Linked DNA regions of Mus musculus: regions 2, 3, 4 and 5 are each linked to region 1. Evidence: chromatin loops called from intact Hi-C (ENCODE). Cell type or tissue: gastrocnemius. All regions are shown on one strand.

Region 1 (5,000 bases):
GCACACACATGTGCAAATGCATACCTACAAAGACACTCTGTGAAGACCACAAGGACGATATGTGAATATACAAAGGTGAGGTGGTAGACAGAACAAGCCAAAGGACAGGGAGGCAGATATCTAGACACAGAGAACAAGTACAGTGTCCTAAGGTAGAAGCGTGCCTGCCATTCTGGGCTTAATTTGTGCTGTGATTGTTTGAAATAGTGTCTATTTCATGCTGCTGAGATTCCTGCAGGTTGTTTTGGGAGGTCAGGAACACCTGATGTCATAGATTGCAGACACAGTTCAGAGAGTGCTGTCACTTCAAAGGAGTCTGTTGTAGGTGCTGCATGCTGTGTGCTGTGAAGACTGAGGACTCAGCACTCAACCTGTTCCTCTCCCCCCTCTCATTGCAACTCAAAACACCAACATCCTAAAACCAACTTATGCTGACAAAAAGAAAAAGAAACTGCTTCAGAGAAAGGGCCTATTGTAAATAAAATGAAACTGCTAGGCAGGGTATCAATCCACCTGAAATACCGACCTTGAACATAAAACCAGCTGGTGTTTGTAAGAGCACTTAGTAGGTAAAGATTGGAGTTGGGCATAGTAGGACAAAGTTAATCACAGAACTCAGGAAGAGGAGGCAGTAGCCTCAAAGGTTAAAGGCCAATCTGGGGTACTTAGCCAGTTAAAAGGCCACCATGGGCCACACAGCAACCTCCTGCCTATGAATGAATAGATGAATGACGAAATAAATAAATGCTAAGTGCTCCTTGGTATTGGTGTTTACATCACATTAGATGCTACTCTGTAGTATATATTTGAAGGAATTTGCTCTCACCACGACTTCTCTGGAGCAAGGCCCATATCTTAGGAATGTCTGGATCCCACCATAAGGCTGTGCACACAGCATTATCCATACAAGGGTAATGTCATAGAAACAACCCCAAACAAGCAGCAGACATTCCTGTTTAAATCTCCACCGGTGGATACATCCCAAAACAGACACCATGGTCTCTCAGGGGCATGTGGCTAGTCTCAGCTGCTTGGGCCGAGCTCTTGTTAGTGTAATGTTCCACTCCATGTAAGTTTGCCTTTGCACTTCCAATTGGGCACACTCCACCCTTTCAGACCAGACTCCAGCAATGCAGCTACCCACAAAATACACAGGAACCACACTGTTCAGAGCCCGGTTCAAATGCCTTCAGCCGATACAGACAAACAAATCAGTGTCCAGTCTACGGAGACAAACAGGCAGGAAGGGAACAATTTCAGTGCAGGGACGATTAGAAGACACATTTTAAAAATATCTGAGCAGTGGCCTGGAAGCTGAGGTAAAGCAGCGTCTGGCACAGAAACGCTGGCACCTGAACAGACAAGGTTTTGAAAGATGAATAGGCCTAGGACAATCAGACATGGGATCAAAGGGCATTAAGGATTGTGCAAAATGCTGTCAGAAACACCACAGACTGAAAACCATGAAGGAGGGTTTCTCAAGCTTTCCAAGAAAAAAAAAACCAACAAGCCCGTCAGAAGAGGGTGGAGGGAGGGAAGGAAGTTCTGCGTTCCCCTGTTTGGTTAAACCTTTGGTCTCTCTGCTTTGTTTTGCTCTTTCTGTTCTGTTTCTCTCTTGAAGAGATAAAAGTATTGTGCTGGCTTAAAATTTCAGTGGAAAAAAAGTATTTTAACTTCGGTGTGGAAGGGTAGGCAAGAGTTTTTTGCTCTTTCTTCTTTACATTTCGCTGGCTATATACAAAGGCAACGAATTTAAAAGGCAGGTTATCACAGCCCTGACATACTAATTCCAAACCTTCTCCTCACCAGGTCCACAAATATTTATTTTATGCTCACTGTCTGTTAGTTTCTGGGATGCCAGGCCTGTGAGGCAGTCTTTCTACTTTCCTGGGAACAAGCTCTTGCATGCAATCCACAGACAAAATAATCAGAGGGCAATCCACCTCATTCCTCTAGCAGCTGCCAACCAAAACCTGAATCTCAGAGCAGAGTTAACCAGCCAATAAACCAGTGTGAGTAAAATACATTCAATAACAACTAGAACGCCAGCAATTGCTGGAGACCCTGGATAAGGGGACCGGTCACCTCTGTCCTTGCTAGGAAGTTTAATGCCTTGCCATGGCGATCAGGGCTGAGGGTGGGCAGAGAGTAGTGGAGAGTTACCTGAGAGCTCAGGTAGATTTTGAGGCACTCCTCGCACACCGCCTTCTTGCAGCAGGGCAGGGGCTTGATGGGTTTGTCTTCCAGGCACACCCGGCACATCAGCACCATGAGGGGCGCATAGGGGTCCCCTACTCCCCCCAGGCCAGAGTAGGGTGGAGCCCCTAATAGGCCAGGCACGGAGAAGGGCTCCGGAGCCAGGTAGAACTCCAGCTCGATGCTGCCGCCGTCGGGGGAAAGGGGGTCAGCCGGGAGCGACAGCGGGGAGCTGGGGAAGGAGGGCGGCGGGCTGGCGGGAATCGGCCCCAGCGGTGCTTGAGGTGGGGACTCCGACGGCGACGGGGACTCGGCGGAGGGGGCCTCGGGCAAGTCGCTCTCCACGCAGTACACGGAGCAGAGGACTTGCGGCTTGGCGGGGGGCGGGTGTCGCTGGGCCAGCACGTCCAGGAGCAGCCCGTCGGGGGGCTGCTGGCCGGGGGGCGCCTCCCGTGGCCCCGCTCCCTCCGCCTCGCGCTCCAGCTGCAGTTCCAGACTCTGGGGGTCCAGGGGCCCGCTGAGTGGCAGTCGCGCGGGCTGCCCTGCCGGGGCCCGGTTGCTCGCAGGCTCCTGGACACTCGCGTCCACGCAGCCCGGGTCTCTGCCGCCGCCGCCGCCGTTCGGCCGTGAAGAGGAGGCTGCAGCGCGCGGCCCGGCTGTCCGGACGCGGTCCCCTCGCGGCCTGGGGGACTCGGGCTGGCCCGCCGAGCCTCCGCCAGAGGCCCGCGCCCCGCCGCTGCCGCTCACCGTGCTCTGCTCCTCGCCCATCGCCGCCCGCGGCCTGCGCCGCCGCCGCCCATCCAGCCGCCCGGACCCCCAGCCGGCGCCGGGCAGCGCGGGCAAGCGGCTCCGCTCCACTCGCGGCGGCCCTTCTGCTTCCGGATCCCTCCTCCGGGGCCGGGACGCCCCAAGCGCCCTCCGGGGAGCCCGGGCTCCCGGGCCGCAGCGTGCGGGCAGCCGGCTCCTCCTCCTCCACCTCGTAGTCGTCGTCTTCCTCCTCGTCCGGCGCGGCCGGGCACCGCCTCGAGGACTCCGAGGGCCTCAGGCTGAGGGGGCCCGGCCCGCATGCACGTCGCGGCGCTGCCGCGGACCCGCGAGTCCCGGGTGGGGCGGAAGAGTTCCCGGGAGGCGGGAGGAGACGGTCAGCCCCGCGCCATCCCTGCCTCCGCGGCGGGGCGCGCAGCCGGCGATCCCGAGGGTCGCCGGGCCTGTGGCGTCACCGAGAGGTGGCCGAGTCCGCAAGCAGTGGCTGGTGTCCCTGGAGGAGAAGCGGGAGACCTCCCTCTCCTCGTGCAGCACCTAGGGCCCTGCTCCCTCCCCTCACCCCACCCCTTTGGCACACACCTCCCCACACGTACACACATACGCGCGCGGGCGCCCACGCACACAGTCGCACGCACACAGGAGTGAGGGTGATCTAAGCTGAGCTGTGCTCTCACCCCTAAGAATTCCCACTCGGCCCCAGCCAAATGCTTAAGCGCTTGCAGGCGCCCCTTAGTGCTCTGCTTTAAGTAGAACTTCCGACAAAAACTGCTGGACCCTGGGCTCTGGACGGAGAACACACTGGGATGTCACGCTCGAGAAGTAGAGGCGATGGTGTGCATTCTACCTGGTGCGATAGGAAGGATCTTCGAAAACCATAAATAACCCAAAAGCACTTGTCGTCTGCTCCTCCAACTATAATATTTACAAGCACTAAGGAATAACTAATCTGACATTTACTGCTTTTCCTCTGCTCAGTGTTCTCTCGCGAATTATTTTTGTGGGCTCTTGGGGTTTTGTTTGTTTGTTTGTTTGGTTTTTGTTTTGTTTCTGAACCCCTTTAAGTGGGTAGCCTGGCCTGATTAATCAGCTGGATCATCATTAGGAATCAGGGAAACTTATTAACATAACCATATTCATACCCAAAACTGTTTCCAAGGCAACAATTATATCTCAGCCAGAACTTAATTATGTGTTGATCTATCTTTATTTTACAGGAAGTATTAGTCACCCAAACACTGGTGTGATTTAGTTTTCTAAAGCCAATGAAAACATTTTTGGGAAGCCAACCATTTTTATTTTTTTAAAATAGGGAGGGAATTCAATTTACACATTCATGTCAAAGGAAAAATCTGTTAAATGTGTAGATTATTTTTTAACCTTGAAGTTGTTATTGATTTGTTCTAAAATATTTTCCAAGGCAAATGCAAAGGCTACAAGGGAACTAAGAATTCAGTATTGACCAAGCAGAGACCCAAAGGTCATGGGTTTCAATCAGGTGCGGTTGAAGCTCAGGTACACCAGAGCATGGTGACTTGCCGCCAGATGCCCTGGCACTCAGTAGTCTGACCCAAGAATGAAGAATAACTATTTTTTGATGATTAAATGGTACTCAGGCAGCCTGGAGAGATAGCTCACTCACTCAATCCTCAGTATCCACCTCAGAAACACAACCCGCTGGAAAGCCCAGACAGGTAAGTGGACGGATGTTGCTGGGACTCCAGAAGACTCCATCTCCCTGTTCAAGGATTGCCCTTTCTTTCCTTACCAGGACTTCTTCCTGCTACATGCTGCTAGCATTTCTGAGCAACATGTCATCTTCCTCTAGGTAAATCCTCTCGTGCCTGACTCCTGGGCCTGGCACCTCTAGCATGAGGTCTGGGACTCACAGGTCCCCAACAGCACAGAGGAATCATAACGCAATCCTATAATGGTGGGTCTTTGCTCAGTCTATCCCAGGTTCATGGAGCACCACTGATAAGTGTGCTGATGGGATTTCTTTCTTTCTTTCTTTCTTTCTTTCTTTCTTTCTTTCTTTCTTT
Region 2 (5,000 bases), 770 kb before region 1:
GCTGGCTTCATGGAAAGAACAGAGAAAGCAGGAACACAATTACCCTTAAGGGGAAAATAAGCTAAAGAATGGAAATGTCTTCGACTTCATGATGGATTATGTTTTTAATAGTTCTGCCACAACAAAGCATTTTATTGAAATAGCTCTTCTACGCCGGATCAGAGTGTGCAGAGCACACACCATTATTTTAATGATCTTCAAGAAGAATCTACAGTCCCAGATGAGAAAGTCAGATGCTTTGAGCTGGTTTTTTTTTTTGGGGGGGGGATAACTTACTTGTTTTTCAAAAGCTGTTGGCACTAGTCTTCTCAATTCAGATAAACTGTTATTTATTCGATCCCGACGCCTTTTTTCTATGATCTAGCCCAAGGAAAGCAAAACAAAAATCTAAGGGTACAGTACACATACAGAAAAATTATCCAAGTAAGAAAATAACAACAGTGATACACATGCTTAATTACATGACACAAGGGGGGGGGTGTCACCTACCCCTCTCCTTTTCTTTCTTGCCATAATCTGAGAGGTAGTTGTCGGTGAATTGGACCTCATCACTGAGCTTGTAGCGTGCCTGTGAAGGAGGAAGACAAGTCAGGTGCTGTATCAAGGTCATAGGCCCCTTCCCTGCCCCAGTTCATGGCACCCAATAATATTCTGACTGACTGCGCATTATATTACTTTTTTCTGTCTGTTGACTTTTTTCATATCTATGCTATTTGGAGGCTTTATTTTAGTTTCCAGATAATAATTATGCCTTAACAATGCTGTTGAGGCCTTGAGACAGCTTAGCAAGTAAAGGCAGTTGGCCACAAAGTGTGATGATCTGGCATGAGCTCCAGTCCTTTGGGCCCACAGGATGCATGGGGAAGAACCACTTGCACCTCCACAAACAGAAGTGACGGTGACAGTGACATGCACCTAGCCGGACACGCACACTGAATAAGTAAACATGATTTTCGAAATGCTATGCTGCCCATTCAAGTGGCAAAAATGAACCTGAACTTTTGAGTTCTCTAATGAAATGATAGCCAGTTAGGGTGACAGGTCGGGGGATTAGTGTGTCCTATTTCTCTCATGTATTTCTCAAAAGTCACCAACCCATCTGGATGTGTACTCCCATTCTCTTCTGCCAGACATACTGAACGTTCAAGAGCAGCACATGTCGAATGTGTCTCTATATGCGACTTTTAAAACAAAAACCTAATTCTCCTACTATCCCCAAACCTTATTGGATAGCCTAAAAAGAACAGATTGTAAGTTTTGCATATTGATCCTCTAAAAGAATATCCTAACCATATCATTGGGTGGAAAGTTGAAATTTAGTTTTTGCACTTTTCATGCTTTAACTTTGAAAATGAAACTGTGCCACCAGCCTTAAAACCAAGCTGATATCTCGAGAAGCTGCAATTCACCTTGAGTTTACTAAAAGGTATTTTTAGACTGCAAGGTTCAATCAAGTGATTATTTGGTGGTGTAGTTGGTCCATTAATGTATACTCTCCTAGGACTTTCTGTCACTTTGAAATTCACAGGTACTATGCTTCTTTAGTGTCTTAAACTCTCCAGGTCCTCTCTAGTTTTGAGAAGTTCTATTACCACCCCTTCGGCTCACTTCTGGGTCTTAATTCGAAATCAACTGACTCCTTCCTCACCCCTTCTAGTGACAGCCTACGGTTTCATTTTTTTTTTTAATACTTTAACAATGAGAGAGTTGGTAAACTGTCTCATAAGCATCGTTTTTGCTTTAGCTATTTTTCCGGCTTTGATTTCTACGTCTTAAAATAAGCCCGTGAAATAAATCCAGTTTTCTATATGCGGGAAGGATTTCACTCTTTGAGTGACAGCTGCAAATAAATAAATAAGGTGCTTCTGGGCAAGCCAATTAGAAGCAATTATCATTTGACCCCCCCCCGCCTCTAAAATGGTTGGGTAATCTTGCTGTCACAGGAAACAGGAGGTCTGTCTTCTGTGATCAGAACCTTGATCTCCTGGAGACTAAAGGACAAGCAGGCAAAGCAATGCTGTCTCATCTGCTCCTTATATCTGTCACTCATGGGTGGGTCAGCCAGATCACCCTCTGTCGACCTGCGCAGCTCAGCCTGTTTAGCTCAGATGCTTTACCTCCTCAAAAACTCAAGTCGCGATCCCAGTTTCTCTCAAAACAGAAATCCAGTTGTTTTTCTTTTCTCCTGACCTATTTTGGAACTGTCCCTAAATACAGTTCCAGTACCGGGGGCGTCGCCCGGACGTGCCAGTATGCGTGTCCTGTGCTGACAGCCCTGGACCCTCCCTCGCCATCTCCTGCACGCTCCAGTCCAGCTCCCTTCCAGTCGCTCCCACGCCTAGTGTGAACTCCATCTCTCGCCCCACCCGACTCTAGCACCCGCTTCCCGGGGAAAACGGTCTCCTCTCCACCCGAAGCTCCCCGGACACCCTCCCGCTTTTCCGCGCTCACCCAGGGTAATTGTTCTCGCTCCCCACGTCGATGGTCTCGTCCAGGTCGCTTTCGGAGGTCGTTTCCTCACAAGGGCGCTTCATCGCGACGAAGGAGGAGCAGCTACTGTCGCCTAGCGGAACGCAGCGCGCTCCCCGCGGGCTTCCTCCCTCCCTCCCTGCCCGGCTTCTGCAGGCGCCGCTCCCTCGGCGGCGCGGTCGGCTCCTGGAGGTTCTTTCCCACGCTGCAGCCCAGCCAGGGCGCAAGACCCGGTACTGGCCACGCCCCCCAGCGCGGGCGGGGCCCCTCCGCTTCTTCGTGTGCCCGCCCTGGCCACTCTCCAGGCCCCGCCTCCCTGGGACGGTGTGGCTTTCTATTGGTTAATATGGAGGGGCGGACCCGCGCTGGCCAATGGCTGCCGAGAGGCGTTGGCAGAGGCGTGGGAATGCCACCGCGCACCTGGGAGCCGGGAGTGGAGCGCTGGGGTTGACCGCCGGCGGCGGGAGCGGGCGCAGGCGCGAGAGCGCATGGGGCGGGCGTGTCGGGCGAGGGCTCCTGGGTTTTGGGCCATCACCTGCAAGCCGTGATCTCTCCCGCCGAGTTTCTACCCTCGGTTTAAAGAATAACCGCTAGCGCGTGGCTGAGTGCGAGTGAGCGTGTGTGACGTCTAGGGTGGGAGTGCTAGGCTCGGCGACCCACCCCTCTGGGCTGTCCCTCTTCTGGATCAAGCTGCTGAGTGGCTGACCGGAGCGGTCATGTTGACCCTCAGGGGATTTTGAAAGCTTTAAGTCAAAGTTTTTTTTTTTTTTTTTTCACCCTGCCAGCTCCCCAGCCTCTAGGTTGTGGTCAGATAAAGGACGCCCGCTCACCGGTCCAGGTGCCTAACTGCAGGAGGTTGTCCCCGTGCATTGTTGGATTAGTCACCTCTGGTTACTTCCTTTGTATCTCTGGACACAGAAACTGGAGGGAGGGGGTGTAACTATCTCGGTAAATGGCAGGCTTGAGTGGTCTTCCTACTGATGGGAAGAGGGATTGTAGGACACAAATCTGAGTAGGTTTTCGAGTTCAAAGTTCTCGGATTTGGATTATCCAAATTAAATGTCCCAGTCATCCCTCCAGTTTCTCCGGTGTGTGCAGCCACGGAGTTCTTTAGCATCCGGGGAGAGGATTTGTATTTACTTGTACACTGTATTTGTTTTGTAAAGTTTGCCCAGATCGCTAGTTCTTAGTGCACGTACAGCATGGATTGTGTAAACTCCAGGTGTGGTGTTCAGACTCCGTTTTTAAGTCTCTGTCTCTCTCTGCATACTGTGGGGATTTTTTAGCAGGCTCTGCCGACTTTTCCGCGCGCTCAGGAAGTGAGCAAGACAGTCTCGGGGAGTCTGGCGTGAGCTAGACCATCTGGCGCTGTAGCGCTGGGTGGGTTAGTGGAGGTCTAGAGACTCCACATGGTGCTCTTTGTGCTTGGTGGAAAAAGGCCTTTGAGAAAAGAAGACATCCATCAATCACCGAGACCCTCCACCTTACACAGATAATTATCTTTCTGGAAATCTGACTAAGGCACCCTTTCCAAACTCCATTCCTTGGTTACACTAGACCGGTGCAGCGGGAAAGGACAAGAGAAAAAGAGACAGCAAAAGACTGACTGGACTGGGCGCAGATTGGGTTGATGGGGAGTGGGAAGGAGCCGGAGTAACGCCAAGGATCTGCAGCCAGCGTGTCGTTAAAACACAAAACCCCTTCCCTACAGGCCCTGGCCTCTTTTGTGCGGTCCTCACCGCGGTGTCTTCAATAACCGTGTGAACAGAAATCTGAAACTTTCTGTCCTGACTTCTGAAACTCAACTCCAGGCAAATCACAGGATCATCGGGGGCCGGGCGGGGCCTGGCGAGGCAGGATGGGGTCAGCACTGCTTGGCCGCAGAACCGTGGGTGGCGAACTTCCCAGCTCTGCACTCAGTCTCTGGGCGGGCACCTGGGTGCTCACGGACAGCATGGCTTTTCCTCAGGGACAGAGCAGACAGCCCGAGGCTTGCTGGCCCTGTCCAATCCAGGCCTGCACCCTGCGGTTATCCAGTGTTTGAGCTGAGTGTGAGCTCTCCAGGCCTCGCTTTCTCAGCTAGAGTAGGGGGCAGGAGCGAGAGTTCCCAGCGCTTAGTGATGGCTTCACTCCCCCACCCCTTGAAGTTAAGGTTTGCCACGCGAGCACACAATTAATGGAATCTTCCAAACGCCGGAAGCAAGACCTGAAATCATTATAGGCGTGTGGAGCTGGGGTGGCACAACCCTAAGAGATTTTTTTCTCTCTCACTACACCAGTGCATTTAATTATACTGGTTGCAAAAAATTGCAGCGGGAAATGGTTTGCTTGTAATAAAGTAGCAACTGGTTAAAGTTTTTCCATTTTGTCTTTGAAGGCTTAACTGCCATGCAGTGTCATAAAAGAATATGGAGGAGACGTTCAGAAAGCACGCACGGATTTAAAGTTGGTTTGAATGCTTTTTAATCAACAAGGGGCATATATTAAAAGCGTTTAGAATAGAGCCTGCTACGCCAAACATGTGTGTTAAG
Region 3 (5,000 bases), 89 kb before region 1:
TATATATATATATACATATGAGATAGGATGTGAATTTGGCACAGCAAAACATTACATGCTCAATAATACATTAGTTTATAAAATGCTTTTGCTACAATTTGGATTCACCATTATTAATTTTTTATAATAATTTAGATTTCATTTATCTAGTGCTAGGTCTCAAGGAACCAACTGCAAAATTATTCTTAAAGAAAATTAGGCCCAATATGGTTGACTAAAAGTAAATTTGTTCCCCTACCCACTCTCCCACCCACCCACTCCCACTTCTTGGCCCTGGTGTTCCCCTGTACACGGGGGGACTTTTGGGATAGCATTGGAAATGTAAATGAAATAAATACCTAATTAAAAAAATATTAACAGAAAAAAAAGTAAATTTGTTGAAAAGTACTATTCAAACACACACACAATTTTCTAAAGTAAATTTTAAGATAAAAATGTCAGACTGCAATGGATGGTAATGACAATAATAGACACTATTTATGTACACATATATTCAGTTTGACATGCAGTACAATTATTCTTTAAGAATGACATGGCAAAGCCTCCTCACACTTGATTAGACAGTTATGAACATGCTACATGTCCATGCCGTGAATACTGTCCCTTTAAATGCTGGCGTCATTCCCTTCCTGCTAAGGCATATCTCACCTTGCACTTTGGACACTTCTGGGCATTTCTCTGCCCGTGCTCAATCTCACTGGCCCAGTGACGCAGTAACTTGTCTCCTTTTTTGTACTCCTTGCAGTTAACACCTTCATGCCAAGGAGAGTGGCACTTAAAACACCAGATCAATTGGCAAGTGGGACACTGGATCTGTGCAAGAAAAGCAGGTATTAGTCCTCCTGAGATATCCTGAATGTTCTCTGTCACTGTGATAAACACTGTAAACAGAAGCAGCTCAAGTAGGAAAGGGGTTGTTTGGCTTACACCTTCCAATCACAGTCCACCATGAAGGGAAATAAGGGTAGGAACTCAGGCAAAGAAAAGGGACTTCAGCCGGAAATGAAGCAGAGGCCACAGAGGAGCATTGCTTGCTAGCTTGATCAGCCTGCTCTCTTATGTAACCCAGGACCATCTACCCAGCAGTAGCACTGGCCTGAGTGGGCTGGGCCCTGCTATATCAAGCATTATTGAAGACAATGCTCTACTGATGGAGTAATTTTCTCAATTGAGGTTTCTTCTTCCCAGATGACCTGAAACTGTATCAGGTTGACAAAAAAATTAGCCAGCATAGTGCTTCAAAGCTAATAATGTCAATGTGTTGGGAAATTAGCTAAAAGGTTATTATTTGAAATAATAATTTCCCCAAGAACAAACAAGACAAATTCCCAGTAAAATAGGAATACTCTGCTACTGAAAGAGGAAAAAAACTGTTTTGACAAGGATAGTTTGTTGTCAGAGACTACTCAGGCATTAATTAAACATGAGAGATTTTCATTTTGAAAACAATTTGGATGAATGAAAAATTTCCCCATTGAAGCACAGAGTAAATCCCAAAGGCACCAAATTCAAAAACTTTGACCATTTGTCAATTCACTTGTCCCCTGAGCCAACTTTCTAGTCATTTCCTGCTTTTCTTACCAAAGGCTTGCTTTACCTATAAGTGCTTCCTCAAGTGGAGAACACAGTGCCAGTGCCACACTGCTGAGTCAGCACTGAGCAGGATGGTCCTGCTAGAGAGGTAACAGTATGTGATCCTGATGACGACACCTAGAACACCACAGAAGGAAGCCTTTGTGGTGTACGCCAATGTATGGAATCACTGGGAGCAAGCATCTGTTGTCCACTTGACACCGAAGGTATCTTTCATGCCTCCCTTTGTTTTCAACAGCAGTGATGTGTTCCGTTTCACACACACAGTATTTCTCATTCTTGCTATCAGACGAAAAGATGCAAGATCTCTTTTAAAGGAAATCGGACAACAAGCCTGAGGATCTGAGTTCAATCCCCACAACCCATATTTAACAAAACCAGACACAGAGGTTGTTCCCATTTGTAACTGTAGTTCTGGGACTAAGTGGCCAGCCAGTATAGCCTAACTCAGTAAGGTGGAGCACCAGGCCAAGGAAAAGTCTGCCTCAAAAACTAAAACTACACAAGGTGCATGAGGTTGAACTCTGCATAAGTTGTACGCAGAGATGCACAGACACAAACACACACAGTTCTCTTCTCCCCCTGCACGGTTTCCAATCAGATTTATAGTATGTGAATAGAAGTATGTGAATAGAAGTAATGTAACTCTGAGACCAGGAGATACTTCACATAGGTGGGACACTACAATGGCTCAAGGATCCCTGTAGACAAAAGTTGAACTATCACATCTACAGCTTTTGAGCAATGATAGTTATCAATATGTGATTATCTTAAGGTACCATTATGAAGGAGTCTGGCACCTGGGGTCTAAACCGAAGAATGTGGCACCCAACAAAAAGGTCTTACTAATTCTTACCAATGCAGATGTGGAGACGAACTGAGAGAGCCACTGTAAAGCAAGATCTGAAGTAACTATGAATAATAAAAATTCACACTGAGCTAAAATAATACAGAAGTATAGTGACTTTGGCACTCAGAGAATATCCCTGAGTAGTTACTGAACTGGCTTTTGTCTGAAGATGCCATGGTGCCTTATTCATTATGACCTGAACCACATTTAAAATCAGTCTTGCATAAATGCAGATGGCAATGCTGACTCCTCTGCTCCTTGTTCAGTTATTGCCTTCAAGAGATACCAGTTCACAACCACAGGCCTGCCACATGGAGTTTGCCTTCTGAAATAAAATTATTTTCACACAGACACACCATACCCACTCCTTCCCACTGGGACCAGTTTGAATGTGAGATGTGACACCTGGTCTCCAGATGGGGGCACTGTTGGGGAAGGTTGTGGAGCCTTTAGGTGAAGCCTCATTGGAGGAAGTGGGTCACTGTGGCAGGGCTGAAGCATTACAGCTTTGCCCCACTTCCTGTCCACTCTTCTTTCTGATTGCTGATGCAATGTGGCCACCGTCCCCAGCATGATGGGCTGTATTCTCTTGCACAGCAGGTATTTTGTCAGCAGTGAGAGAGGTCACTAACACACTACTCAAGGAAAATAAGAGGACAAACGACATCAGCACCACCTGGGAGTTTGTTGGAAACACAGAGCTCATGAAAGCCCATATGTAATGAGTCAAGAGCTTAATTTTTAATTTCCCAAGAGTCTCTTCAGGTGTTTCATACTGTCTTAGGGTTTCGATTCCTACACAAAACATCAGGACCAAGAAGCAAGTTGGGGAGGAAAGGGTTTTATTCAGCTTACACTTTCACATTGCTGTTCATCACCCAAGGAAGTCAGGACTGGAACTAAAGCAGGTCAGGAAGCAGGAGCTGATGCAGAGGCCATGAATGGATGTTACTGGCTTGATTCCTCTGTTTTGCTCAGCTTGTTTTCTTATAGAACTGAAGACTACCATCCCAGGGATGGTACCACCCACATTGGGCCCTCCCACCTTGATCACTAATTGAGAAAATGCCTTACAGCGGGATCTCATGGAGGCATTTCTTCAAGGGAGGCTCCTTTCTCTGTGATAACGCTAGCTTGTGTCAAGTTGACACAGAAAACCAGCCAGTACAATTGACCCCTTGTCAACTTGACACACAAACACATCACTAGTAAGCCTTACTTTCTTATTCACTCCCTAGATCTAAATAACTTTAGAAGTCCCACAATCTTTACAAGTACTTACATATTAAAATTTCAATTCCTTTAAAATATCCAGTCTCTTTTAAAATTCAAAGTCTCTTAACTATGGGCTCTACTAAACTACCTTCTTACTTCAAGAGGGAAAAAATATCAGGGCACAGTCACAACCAAAAGAAAAATTAAACTCTAAATGTCCAATGTCTGGGATCAGCTCACAATCTTCTGGATTCCTCCAATGGCTTGGGTCACTTCTCCAGCTCTGCACTTTGTAGCACACACCTGTCTTCTAGACTCTAGCTGCCTGTACTCCACTGCTGCTGCTGTCCTTGGTGGTCATCTCATGGTACTGGCATCTCCAAAACACTGCTGTCTTCTGCTGCAACTAGGCTTCACCAATAGCCTCCCATAGGCTCTCTTCATGGTGCCAAGCATCATATCCTTGCATGACCCCTTCTGTCCTGGACCATCAATTGCAACTGAGGCTGCACCTTCACCAATGGCCTTACATGGCCTCTCACAGTGCCAAGCCTCAGCTGCCCTTCATGACCCCTTCTTGCCTTCAAAACAAGTACCACTGGAGTGACTCTTATACATTACTTTCACTGGGCCTAAGATTTTCATAGCCACTATGCCTCAAGATCTCCATGCCAAGATCCAGGTCAGAAACTTGTGTCTTCCAGCCTCAAGACCTGGATCACAGGTGAGTCCTCCAATTCTGGTTTGTAGTTCATTCCGGATATAGTCAAGTTGATAACCAGGAATAGCCACTACATATACCCATGCTAAAGTTTGAAAAGGATCAATCTATTTACTTCATCTCTTCGGCTACAGACTATTGGACCCAGAGATTCTCCCAAATACATGTAGCTACTGGTTGACATGGTTGACAAGCTGCCTGAAGAATAGCTGACATTTGTTTTGGCAGCAGAGGTCACTCCCTCTTTAATGAAGAGAAGCAAACTGTATCTTTTCTCCCTAGAGGCAAGATGGGGATTCACATGCATCTGGCCTTTACTGTGGAGGCAAAGACAAGAAGACAAGTAGGTACAGATCCCCGGAGAAGACAACTGACACTGGCCTGTGTTCTTATGCTACCAGGACTGTATGGTTCTTCCTGCGGCCTGCTCTCTTCCTTCCCATTTCCAGGGAGTTGTGTGTGTGTAGGAAACCTCACTGGGTTGGCCTGAGAAAGATCACCTCTTTGCTGCCTGTAATTGAAAAGGATCTAATTAAGATGATGTTTCCACTGATGTATCCTGAAGCTTCTTGCTTCAAAATGTCTTCCCTATGCTTCCCAAGCATATTTAGGACCTTTACC
Region 4 (5,000 bases), 72 kb before region 1:
GTGGGGATATGTCCTTTTTTCTTAAAGGTTGTGAAGTGTTTGCATTGAGGACATGGCTTGGTGCTGGAGTCAATTCGGCCAAGTTCCAAGAAGTACTTATACTTGATAGAGTCCTCATGGGTTAAATTGTAGACAACAGTTGTTTCCTCCAGGAATTCGAAACACTCTGTGACTGGGCATTTGATTTCTACTTGGCCAAGTTGTACCTGCATGAAGAAACACAGAAAAGAAAGAGACCACTGGTTATTAAGGTTCGTTGCTATTACATACAGTGTCTTTAGAGAATATATAATTATCTCATGCTTTCAAGAAAAGATTATCAACTATTGTTCCAGATAGCATAATGAATACTAGTCATTTTGAAACCTATACTAAGTACCAAAAACTAATCAGGATCTATAGGATGTTAAAGCGTTCTCTGACAAGTATATTTGTGAACTTATCTGATGGCCCACAGGCTCATTAAAGAAGCAGTAGTCTAAATTATTTTTTTGGAACCTGCGGTGTAAGAGAGCATCAGGCAGAGAGGCAGTTGCATGGTGTGCAGATGACTCAGGCCCCTGGGACTTGCCAACTAAGAGGCATTTCAGAGATTTCAACTTCACTGCAGTTTTCAATCCTATGCTTTGGGCACATTTTTAGAAAGAGAGATGTTATAAAGTACTTAAGTTTAATGGCTATTAGTTTATAACAGTCATGATGCCAAATTAATGTTTTCTGTGGTCCTCCCTTGACAAACATATAAATAGCTTCAATGTTATCACAATCTTAGAATACGTATGAAAAGAAACAAAATACTTTTCTTTGGTATAGGAAAAATAAGAAAAGTCTGGGTTGTCATCAACCTGAGGATGTGAATTCAATCCTCAATACCCACAAAATAGAAGAAGAGGACCAACTTCTAAAGTTGTCCTCTGAACCCATATGCATACTTTGGCACAATCAAGTCTCCTCCCTTACACACACATACACCAAATGAAGAAATATAAAAAAGCAAAAAATACATTGGTGTTATTATGACATTTTAAGTACAAAGATAAAATCTTGTAACTATGAGAAAATATAATAACAAATGGATATTATGGAAGATATTTTTAAAATAAACCTGTTTGTGACACATTTTATACAACCTTCATGTAAACACTATAGGGTAATTTATACTTCAGCAGTCTACTAATATACTGGCAAGGGCATTTACTTAAAGCTAGCCAGACTCTTCTCTTTTGGCTTCATAGACTCTCTCAGCATTACCAAGTGCTCCCAGCTTTCTGCTACCTTAAACTTCTTCTGTTTAACTATTTATGAGAGCTTAAGATTTTTATTTTTAGTTGTTCTTTACGGTCGTGTTTTTCCCCTTCTCCAGACCATGTGGCTTTCGCCCATTTCCACCTCACTCTTTCTCACTCTTCACTTCTTTTCTCCTGTGGGTGGGTGTGTTCTGTTTCTCAGAATGTCAGAATAACATGTCAAAATCAGAGTTGTAATTGTTTGTCTTGTGAATTTCCAGTGTCATCTTTCCTCTCATGGTGTGTGTGTGTGTGTGTGTGTGTGTGTGTGTGTGTGTGTGTGTGTGTGTGTGTTGGTTATGGTGCCCTGACTGGACTCACCCATCACTACTCTGGAAAGCATCCCAGTTCCCCTTTATTCCGAGTTTACTTTCTTGAAGTTACTACGCTAAAAAATGAGTTGTGCTAACGTCTCCTGTTTTAGTCATTTAATGTGTCTGTCACCTAGTTCCCATTCCAAACTCGAACAGCGACATTCTTGGTGTCACTTTTCTCCCACTTCAGCTCTGTGGTCTTGTGGATAAATTAATGCTGGAAGGTATCCAGACTAAACCAGATATCAGATGGTTTCAGTTTATAACCTGGGTTGGGCTCCCTTGCTCAGCCACCTGACTGCTAGATGTCCTTCTACCACTGGCTTTCCAACTGTGTTTTCTAGTAAATTGTTTTGAATTATACCTCAAGAAGGAAGTCCTTATAACCTTTCCATATAGACAAAGGTACCCACGAACCAGTAAGAGTTTGGGTTTATAGTCTTTGTCCATATAGACAGAGGTGTTCCTATGTTCTTCATAGTCTGTGGACATCTGTGAAACCCTGCTCAGAACTAGGCACTGAGTTAAGTGCTGAAGTGCAGGTGCCTATCAGGAATGATGCAGGCAGAACATCTATCAGCCTGATAGGGTGGTGTCACCAAAAGATGTGGAAAGCATGGTCACTTCAGACCCGAGAGGATCAGACCAGCCTTTTCAGAATGAGTGCAGCTTCAAGTGAGAGCTTAAAATCATCAGGACTTAGCCAGTAAGAATGAAGCTGCTCAAGGATGGCCTAGTCGGTCATCAATGGGAGGAGAGGCCTTTGGTCCTGTGAAGGTTCTATGCCCTAGGATAGGAGAATGCCAGGACCAGGAGTGGGAGTGGGTGGGTTGGGGAGCAGGGGTGGAGGAGGGGATAGGGGATTTTCAGAGGGAAAACTAGGAAAGGGGATAACATTTGAAATGTAAATAAAGAAAAAAAAGAAAACAAAAGAAAAGAAAAGAAAAGAAAAGGAAAGAAGAGAAAAGAAAAGAATGAAGCTGCTCCAAGCACACAAAAAACGAACACCATGAAAAGCCTGGAGGCAAATGCAGAGCTCTCTGTGGCAGGGCTGCCATGTTCCATTCATCCGGACTGCATTGACTTACACAGCAAACATTCATATGAAGTATCACACCCTTAAAAGAGGGTAGGAAAATTGGATGGAATCCCAAACTATCAGTACAGAAGAAGCTGTAAACAAATGAGCTTGTAACAGAGCACAAGAGCAGGGTGTTACACTCTCTGAGGACATTGGGCATTTTCCCCTATAAAAATAGACAAGCACTCAGTTCTTAGCACATGGAAGCAGAGTTTCTCTCACTTATCGGTAAGAGCCCTTTTTAGTACTTAAGAGCCCCAGCTACTTGTTCCTAGACACTTGGATTTAACTTCCATCTTCCTCCCTTTGTATTTATTTATTTCAGCCATGTAAGTGGTAGTGATGGATGCAGCACTTTTATAGCTATCTGGGAACAGTTGGTCTTAAGGAAATGCCATGTACTTTGGAGAGTAGAACCAATCCAGATATTGCAAGGACAGGGCTATCTTGTTACTCTTTGAGCAGTTAGTGTTTATTACCTGACCACACTGGGATGCCATCTAGCTTCCAGCCAGGTACCTGCTCTTCTTCAGTGGTTCTTGGCTTTCTGCAAACCTATTCCATTTCCCTGGACACCTTATTTCCTGTAGTTTCACTCAATTCTTTCTCAAAGTTCCAAAATCCTTACCCCACAACACTGAGCTAGTGATTTCACACAGCATTCTAACTGATCACAGGGAGACATCAGGAACATATTACCCAACTGCTCACTACCAATCCCATCAGTCAATCTCTCTGTCTCTGTCTCTGTCTCTGTCTCTGTCTCTGTCTCTCTCTCTCTCTCTGTCTCTCTCTCTCTCTCTGTCTCTGTCTCTGTCTCTCTCTCTCTCTCTCTCTCTCTTCTGGCTTTCTTAGTATAAGACAGACCTGACATCTAGAACAAGTAACAATAGTCCCTGGAAAGGGTTTTGTTTTGTTTTGTTTTTTTAAGATTTTAAGTTTCCTAGCCTACTCTAGATCTACACATTCAGAATTTGAATTATTTTCAGGAAGCCAATAATTGGCAGTTGGAATAATGACTCAAGCCTTTCAATTAACGCATACTTCCTCCTAAGAACCACGCCTCTTCTCATGTACAGTGTGACTCATGACCTATCTGACTCTTGGCAGCTACATATATGTATCATTTTCAGAGCAGTTTTCTTAAAAGATTATATGACAAGTATCTTGAGTAAGCACTGTGTATTCATTTATTTATTCAACAATATATACTCTATTAATTCAAGGATACACTTAAATAAAAACCCTTTAATACTGCAAAAGTAAAATTTGTCTTACAAGCAATAGCTGATTAGCATTAAGTTGAATTTACAGTAATTTTACTTTTGGGTGGTACATGGCTTAATAGCGTATCGTACAACTAGTCACCTGTTGGATTTCTGCCAATTGCAGGCTTCATAGGACAGGCAACATGAAGGACTTATGGAGAGATGGGAGGAGATGGCTATGCTGGGCTTACCGGAAGAAAAGCATTTTAAATGCAGACTGCTATCTTTGCCAGAATGAAGAAGTGACAGCTTTCCAGTAAGGCCTGAAGAGGCTGTGATACAGAGAAAAGTTTCCACAGGCAAAGGAACCAAGGACTGTGGTTCCCTCCCAGACAGGAGGAACCTGCTGTGCCTATGTTTAGAATACAGCCTGGAACAGAAATGTATGGAATGAAGCTGGAGTGTCAGCTCCACATGATCATACAGGTTTTCTTGATCAAATTAAGAATTCTGGATTAAATTATAAATTCAATTCGAGTCACTTTCAGGTTTTAAAAGGTATCACATTAATAAGTAAATAAATCATTCAAGCTCTTCTGGGAAAATGTACCTACCATCCAGGAGCCAAAGTACAGGCTAAGAAAATGGTAGCTCTCAGATAAAACCTGGCTCTACCAGATATTCAGGGAGCAGGCTACTGATGACTGAATTTGGGTATCTAAGGGGCAGCCAGTACACTGCAAATTTTGTAAGTAAGACCAATTTAGGGCTTTTTTAAATTGACAAAAATTATCTGTGTTTACACTGTACAACATGATGCTTTAAAATATGGATACACTGTGGACTGGCTACATCTGGTTTCAATATTTATTATTTTGGAATGAGAAAACTAAAATCCTTAGCAACCGTCAACCTTCTCGTCATTAACCACAGTGACCACATTGGCCAATAGTCCCTTGAACTTATTCCTTCTAACTGAAATTTTGTATTCTTTGACCAACATTTGCACAATATGCTCATGTCTTTCTCACCACTGCTGCCAGCCAGCTCTGGATAATTGGCTATTCTCTGCTCCTCTGAGTTCATCCTCTTCACATTCTAAACTGACTAA
Region 5 (5,000 bases), 280 kb before region 1:
CCTGTTAACAGGCTTGCACTGTTTCCCAGTGCTTCATCATGTGCGGATTTAAATTGGGGCATAATATTTCCAACACCATGTGTCTTCCCCTTTAGCTTTTTTTTTCTCTGATTTCATGGCTTGATTATAAAAACAATCATGAGTGGTGATAAAGAGTGTTACTAGAGTATTTGCACCAAAAGTAGATATCTACCAACTTCAGTCTCCCTCTTATTTCTCTTTGGTGGGAATTCATTCCACATGCCTTTGCTTGTGTACTCCATTGAAGAGTGTGGAAGGGATGACCATCCATGCAAGTCTTCCTGGGAGGTAATTCATTGTGGAGTGATGAGCCCTGTCCCTTTAAGACTGATATGGAACATTCTAAGCAGCGCTTCTCCAGAAACTTTGCAGTATCCATGGATACCCAGGTGCAAGAAGCAAGGTGCACTATCTCTTCAAAAGTAACTCATGCGTATGTGTATTTACTGAGTGGAAAGGTAAGGAATGTGAAAACACTGTTTTTGAAGGTTTGATTAGTAGAGAAACAGTTCTGCCTGTTAGTATTATGGAGCCTTTTCATTTGGTTTGAATTTGACACAAAGTACTCTCAGATTCAGTTCAAGTGTTTGTAACCAGAAACTTCTCCATGGCCCTGGGCTTTGTTTCCTTCATGACCAGTTAGGACCATCTCGAGGTGTTTCAAGCCTCTGCTGACTTAGACCCTGCACTCTGGGCTTCATTGTTCTCGCAGGTTTTCACTTTCCTCCCAGTAGCAGTTCACAAGGAGACTTTAACTAAACTTTATTTCTGAGCAAGAAATAAATGTGATAGTACTGCTAGTAAAAAGCAGAATAAAAAACACACCGTAAATAAGAAAAGATAACTGTAGAATCCACCAGTAATGTCTACAAATATTGGAACATTGTTGCTTAAAATACTTTTTTCCTTGGGGGTTCTTGCAGCTTGGCCAGATTGGTCTTCTGAATAAGTCCTGTAATTATGATGTACAGTAAATATCCTTGGGTTGAATTTAACAAAAAATATTTTCATCAGTGTTTGCCCTGTGGCTTGGCATTTCTCCAGCTGTGACAATTCTCTGTGGCCTTGTGCTTGGAAAATGTCAGTTTGTCTCAAAGACTTGTGGGTGATATGTGTTCTGAGGCCAGTGACTGCTGAAAGGTGTTCATTGTGAGGAGGCAGTCCTTTGGACTCTGTTTTTTTATGTATATAATTTTACAGTTTGAAAATGGAGAGCAACGATCTTTATGGGGGACTGGCTGCTGCTGCAGGGTATACATGTGCCTGGGCTAAAATGCTGGGAGCCCAGGTTAAATACAGTGTAAGTGTCCAGGTTTATGTGCTAGGAGCCTGGGCTTGATACAATGTATGTATCTAGGCTCAGGATCTAGAAAGCTGGGTTCAATAAGTAGTGTGTCCAGGTGTGTGTCCAGGTTTCAATGCTGGGAGCTTGGTTCTCAATGTGAAACCTTTAGATTCTGAATTTAACATAAGATATGTATGTCATGAGAGCGTTTCTCTCTAGTAGTATTAATGCTACTCTTAGTGGAATGAGTTGTTTTTCAAGAAGTTATGAAAGAGCCTGGCCCTCTCATTTTGATCACTGTGTGATCACTTTGTGACAGCTTCTCTTATCAGCCACAAGGCCATCTCCAGAACTAAAGAGATATTCCTGAATTTCCAAAATTAGGAGATAAAATACACCTATTTTTTCCTTATAAAGAATTCAGCCTCAGATATTTGTTTCATCAGCAACAGAGGACAGGCTAAGACATTTATGGTTAGTTTTGGTTTGCCATGATATGAGCTAAACCCTCTACCATATGAAACAAAAGTATGAATGAAGGGCAGCAGGATAGCTCAGTGGGTAAAGGAGCCTGCTGCCAAGCCTGATAACAGGAGTTCAATCCCTATGGCCCTACATGGTGGAAGGAGATAACCAACTCTGATTAAGTGCCTCTGACCACACTGTAGCATGTGTGCCATCTCACCTCCCCCAAGCCCTTTGCAAATAATTTGTGGCAACCGAAATACATTATTGGTTTAGGTATTCTTCCTTGTGTGTAAGGTTTCATGGAATCATTTTGACTTGTTAGTAAAAGGTTCTGTCATTGCGTACACATTCTTCTTTAGACTTGTCAAAAGATTTTAATGCATGTGAGTGAGCCCAGCTGGGCATTACTGACAAACTCAGCAGACTTCCAGATCAGGATGAGCTTGTACATGCAAAGCCAGATAGAAACAGGCCAGTCCTACTTAAGATGCTCATGGGGAAGGACGGAGATCTGGAGGCTGGATTACCCATCTCATTTTATTAAGATAGCCCACCTACATATGTCAGGTATGGTATTCTGATCCAAGTGCTGTAAGTTGCTCATGGGCATGACAGTGTGCAAGGATGCTCACACAGTCCATTGGAAAATGTCACTCCCAGGTCAGAAGGAATAAGCAGCTTTAGCTTAATAGAGTTGTGCAGATATGAGCATAGAGGAGTGTGTTTCGTTTCATTGTGAGAGTGGGTCTCAGGTATCCCTGGCTAGCTTCAAACTCACAATTAGGGCAAGGATGCCCTTGAACTCCCCCTCCTCCCACCTCCACTTCCTGAGTTCTGGAATGATTATGGTTTATTAACAAAATTGGTAAACTTAGAATTTTGATGAATACATTAAGTGCTGTGGTTGTTGTATTAGAAAATTTGAGATATTAATATATTAAGTTTTTTTAACACTTTTCTATGCAGTTTTAAATTCCATGTTTTCGAATTGTAAGGGTATGAGAACGCTTATGGTATGAGAATGCTATGTCTGTCACCGTTCAGTGTGCCAACTGTAGTTTTAAAAAGAAAGGGAGAGTCACAGAAGCTGAACACTTGGAACTGACTGGCAGCCAGAAATTGGGTGGGGAGGACTGTGTCCATCATTTTGTGGCTGGAGAGCTGCCTGCCTTAATACCAGCTAGACAGTTGGCTTCCTGCCAGAGACTGTGGGCACCACTGCCAGAAGTGCTGGGTGTCTAACCTGCCCACTGTGGATCAAGTATACAGACCAGTTCCCTATGCTAATGTGCCTCAGCAGGTCATGTGACCTTGAACCAGCTACATTTTCACTTGTATCTATGGTCTGGATAGATTGCCGTGCTATGTCAACTGGAAGAGAAGACTTTCAGGTTAGCTTTGAACTTACTGTGTAGCTGAATTTTGCCTGGAACTTTTTGGTTTTCCTGTCTTCATTTCCTGGGGACTGGGGTTGCAGGTGTGAACCACAATCCCTAGTTTATTCAGCGTTGGGAGGTGAAAGCCAGCACTTTGTGCATAGTAGATAAGCACTCTACCAACTCCTGGAGTTACATCTCCAGTCCATTGTATGTTTTTATTATTATTATTATTATTATTATTATTATTATTATTGTGAATTGTTTTAATTAATAGGTCTATTGGTATATTTTAAAAATATGTCATAGGTTTTAATCCCTGATATCAAACAACAACCAGGTTACCATTGTAAAGAGAAGTATATAATATAATATAAAGGATAAAAGTCGCTGCTGGAAGCTCAGGATAGCTTTATATGTGTGAACAACATATAAATTGAGGATTTGTTATAACCCAGCTTCGCCTGTGGCTCTCTTCTCAGACACTCTACCTGAGTATTTACTGGACTAGGCAGTTCGGAGGGAATTTTAGAGTCAGAGGCTGTTTCAGTATCCTTAGATGATAATTGGGCTTAGAACTTCCTGGTCATTGGGTTAAAAATTGATTTAAAAGTATCTCTATAGAATTATTGCTTCCAACAAAGAAATAAAAGATCCAGCCATCGTTAAAATGAATTATTTTAATGACTTAAATAAATGCACATAAAAATCACAAGCAATTTGGTGAAGTTTGTAGGATTTGCGCCCTGCTGGAGACCGTCATAAATAGTGTCACCTGTCGATCTACAGACTGGCAGGTGCACTCTGAGACATGCATATTGGTTTGGAGACCAAGTCAAAACCAAAGCTAATAATCAGTATCTGCATGATTGGGAAATACATTGAGTTCCGCAGACAAGAATTCAGAACAATTATGACCCTGCTCCAGGTTGTCTATTTTTAAAGATGACATTTGTAAATACTCCAGAGTAGTGGTCATCAACACAAATGCAAAAAGAAATCATTTTATTAAGCTTTTTGGAGACCCCATTTAAATATCAATGTCAAAACTTGGGGTTCCCAGTGGGATTTTGGTCTTCATATCAGAGGATGAGCAGGCAGATTGACCAGCAGCAGCCCAGGCGGGACCTAGCACTGCAGCTCCTCGTCCTTGGTCTGCCGGGAGCCTGCTGAAGCATTCTGTGAGCTGGCGTGTGCTGTGGAGTTCAGGACCTCCTCAAAACTGCCACCACCGTGGTTTGTCCCACCTACTTTCGTCTGAAATGAACAGGTAGATGAAAATCCAGTTAGTTTTTTTCATTATAATTTTTGTAATACTTTTTAAAAATAAAAGTGCCAAAAGTTTAATTTCCTTTGAGTTTAGACATAACCAATTTTCTTCAGAGGCACATGAAGTTAGCCGATGTTAGTTTCCTTTATTTGTCAGAATAGTATTAATCTCGGTTCTGGGATAAGATTTCGAACTTTAATTTCACACAAGTTTGGCATTCTTCTCTTTATCCCTTCTACTTGTAAAATTCCAATCCCTGTATGAATATAATCAGATCTGCAGATGTGCAACATCTGTCCCTATTTATCTAGAGAAATTCATTCAATCAAATTGAAATTGGATCTTAGATTAATTCTTTTACAAATGTATAAACATCCCTATGTGACTTCTACTTAGGTTTCTATTTAAGACATAACTAGAAGCCAATCCTAATTTCTGAAACTGTCTTTCCTTTGTTTGTATGTGTGTATGCATCTTCATGTGGTCGTGAATACAAGTTGTGTGCAGGTGTGCATGTACATATTGTGTGTATGCATGTGGAGGCTACAGGATAACCTCAGGTATTTTGCCTCAGGTACCA

The links. Hi-C counts contacts between places; a loop is a spot of excess contacts. Peaks named below come from ENCODE experiments on the same cell type or tissue, not always from the same donor. Only the 100,000 strongest peaks of a DNase experiment are listed, where the experiment ranks them.
Region 2: it touches region 1 in a loop (3-fold over the local background); 3 of 42 quality-filtered maps call a loop at or near these places.
Region 3: it touches region 1 in a loop (2.1-fold over the local background); 6 of 42 quality-filtered maps call a loop at or near these places.
Region 4: it touches region 1 in a loop (2.7-fold over the local background); 6 of 42 quality-filtered maps call a loop at or near these places.
Region 5: it touches region 1 in a loop (2.3-fold over the local background); 5 of 42 quality-filtered maps call a loop at or near these places.

What each region holds. Positions count from the first base shown.
Region 1 is chr10:31,606,221-31,611,220 of GRCm38, forward strand. Rnf217 (ring finger protein 217) reads right to left here and starts at 3,505. Exons shown (of 6, transcript NM_001146349.1): 1 at 2,164-3,505. The coding sequence starts at 2,964. In gastrocnemius, a CTCF peak has its summit at 2,397; DNase peaks (open chromatin) are centred at 1,095, 2,717, 3,039 and 3,514; H3K4me3 peaks cover 3,460 bases; H3K27ac peaks cover 3,297 bases.
Region 2 is chr10:30,840,115-30,845,114 of GRCm38, forward strand. Hey2 (hairy/enhancer-of-split related with YRPW motif 2) reads right to left here and starts at 2,669. Exons shown (of 5, transcript NM_013904.1): 1 at 2,452-2,669; 2 at 490-568; 3 at 277-360. The coding sequence starts at 2,534. In gastrocnemius, a CTCF peak has its summit at 2,566; DNase peaks (open chromatin) are centred at 2,787, 3,836, 4,092 and 4,389; H3K4me3 peaks cover 3,924 bases; H3K27ac peaks cover 2,933 bases.
Region 3 is chr10:31,516,736-31,521,735 of GRCm38, forward strand. It overlaps Rnf217 (ring finger protein 217), which reads right to left. Exons shown (of 6, transcript NM_001146349.1): 3 at 649-813. Among named protein-coding and RNA genes, the nearest start is that of Gm51764, 70 kb to the left of the region's middle. In gastrocnemius, a CTCF peak has its summit at 2,858 (motif pointing right); a DNase peak (open chromatin) is centred at 2,873.
Region 4 is chr10:31,534,691-31,539,690 of GRCm38, forward strand. It overlaps Rnf217 (ring finger protein 217), which reads right to left. Exons shown (of 6, transcript NM_001146349.1): 2 at 1-206. Among named protein-coding and RNA genes, the nearest start is that of Rnf217, 73 kb to the right of the region's middle. In gastrocnemius, no CTCF peak of the experiment used is centred here; no DNase peak of the experiment used is centred here.
Region 5 is chr10:31,328,563-31,333,562 of GRCm38, forward strand. Tpd52l1 (tumor protein D52-like 1) reads right to left here. Exons shown (of 8, transcript NM_001359364.1): 8 at 3,811-4,407. The coding sequence ends at 4,279. Among named protein-coding and RNA genes, the nearest start is that of Hddc2, 18 kb to the left of the region's middle. In gastrocnemius, no CTCF peak of the experiment used is centred here; DNase peaks (open chromatin) are centred at 1,920, 2,192, 2,972 and 4,317.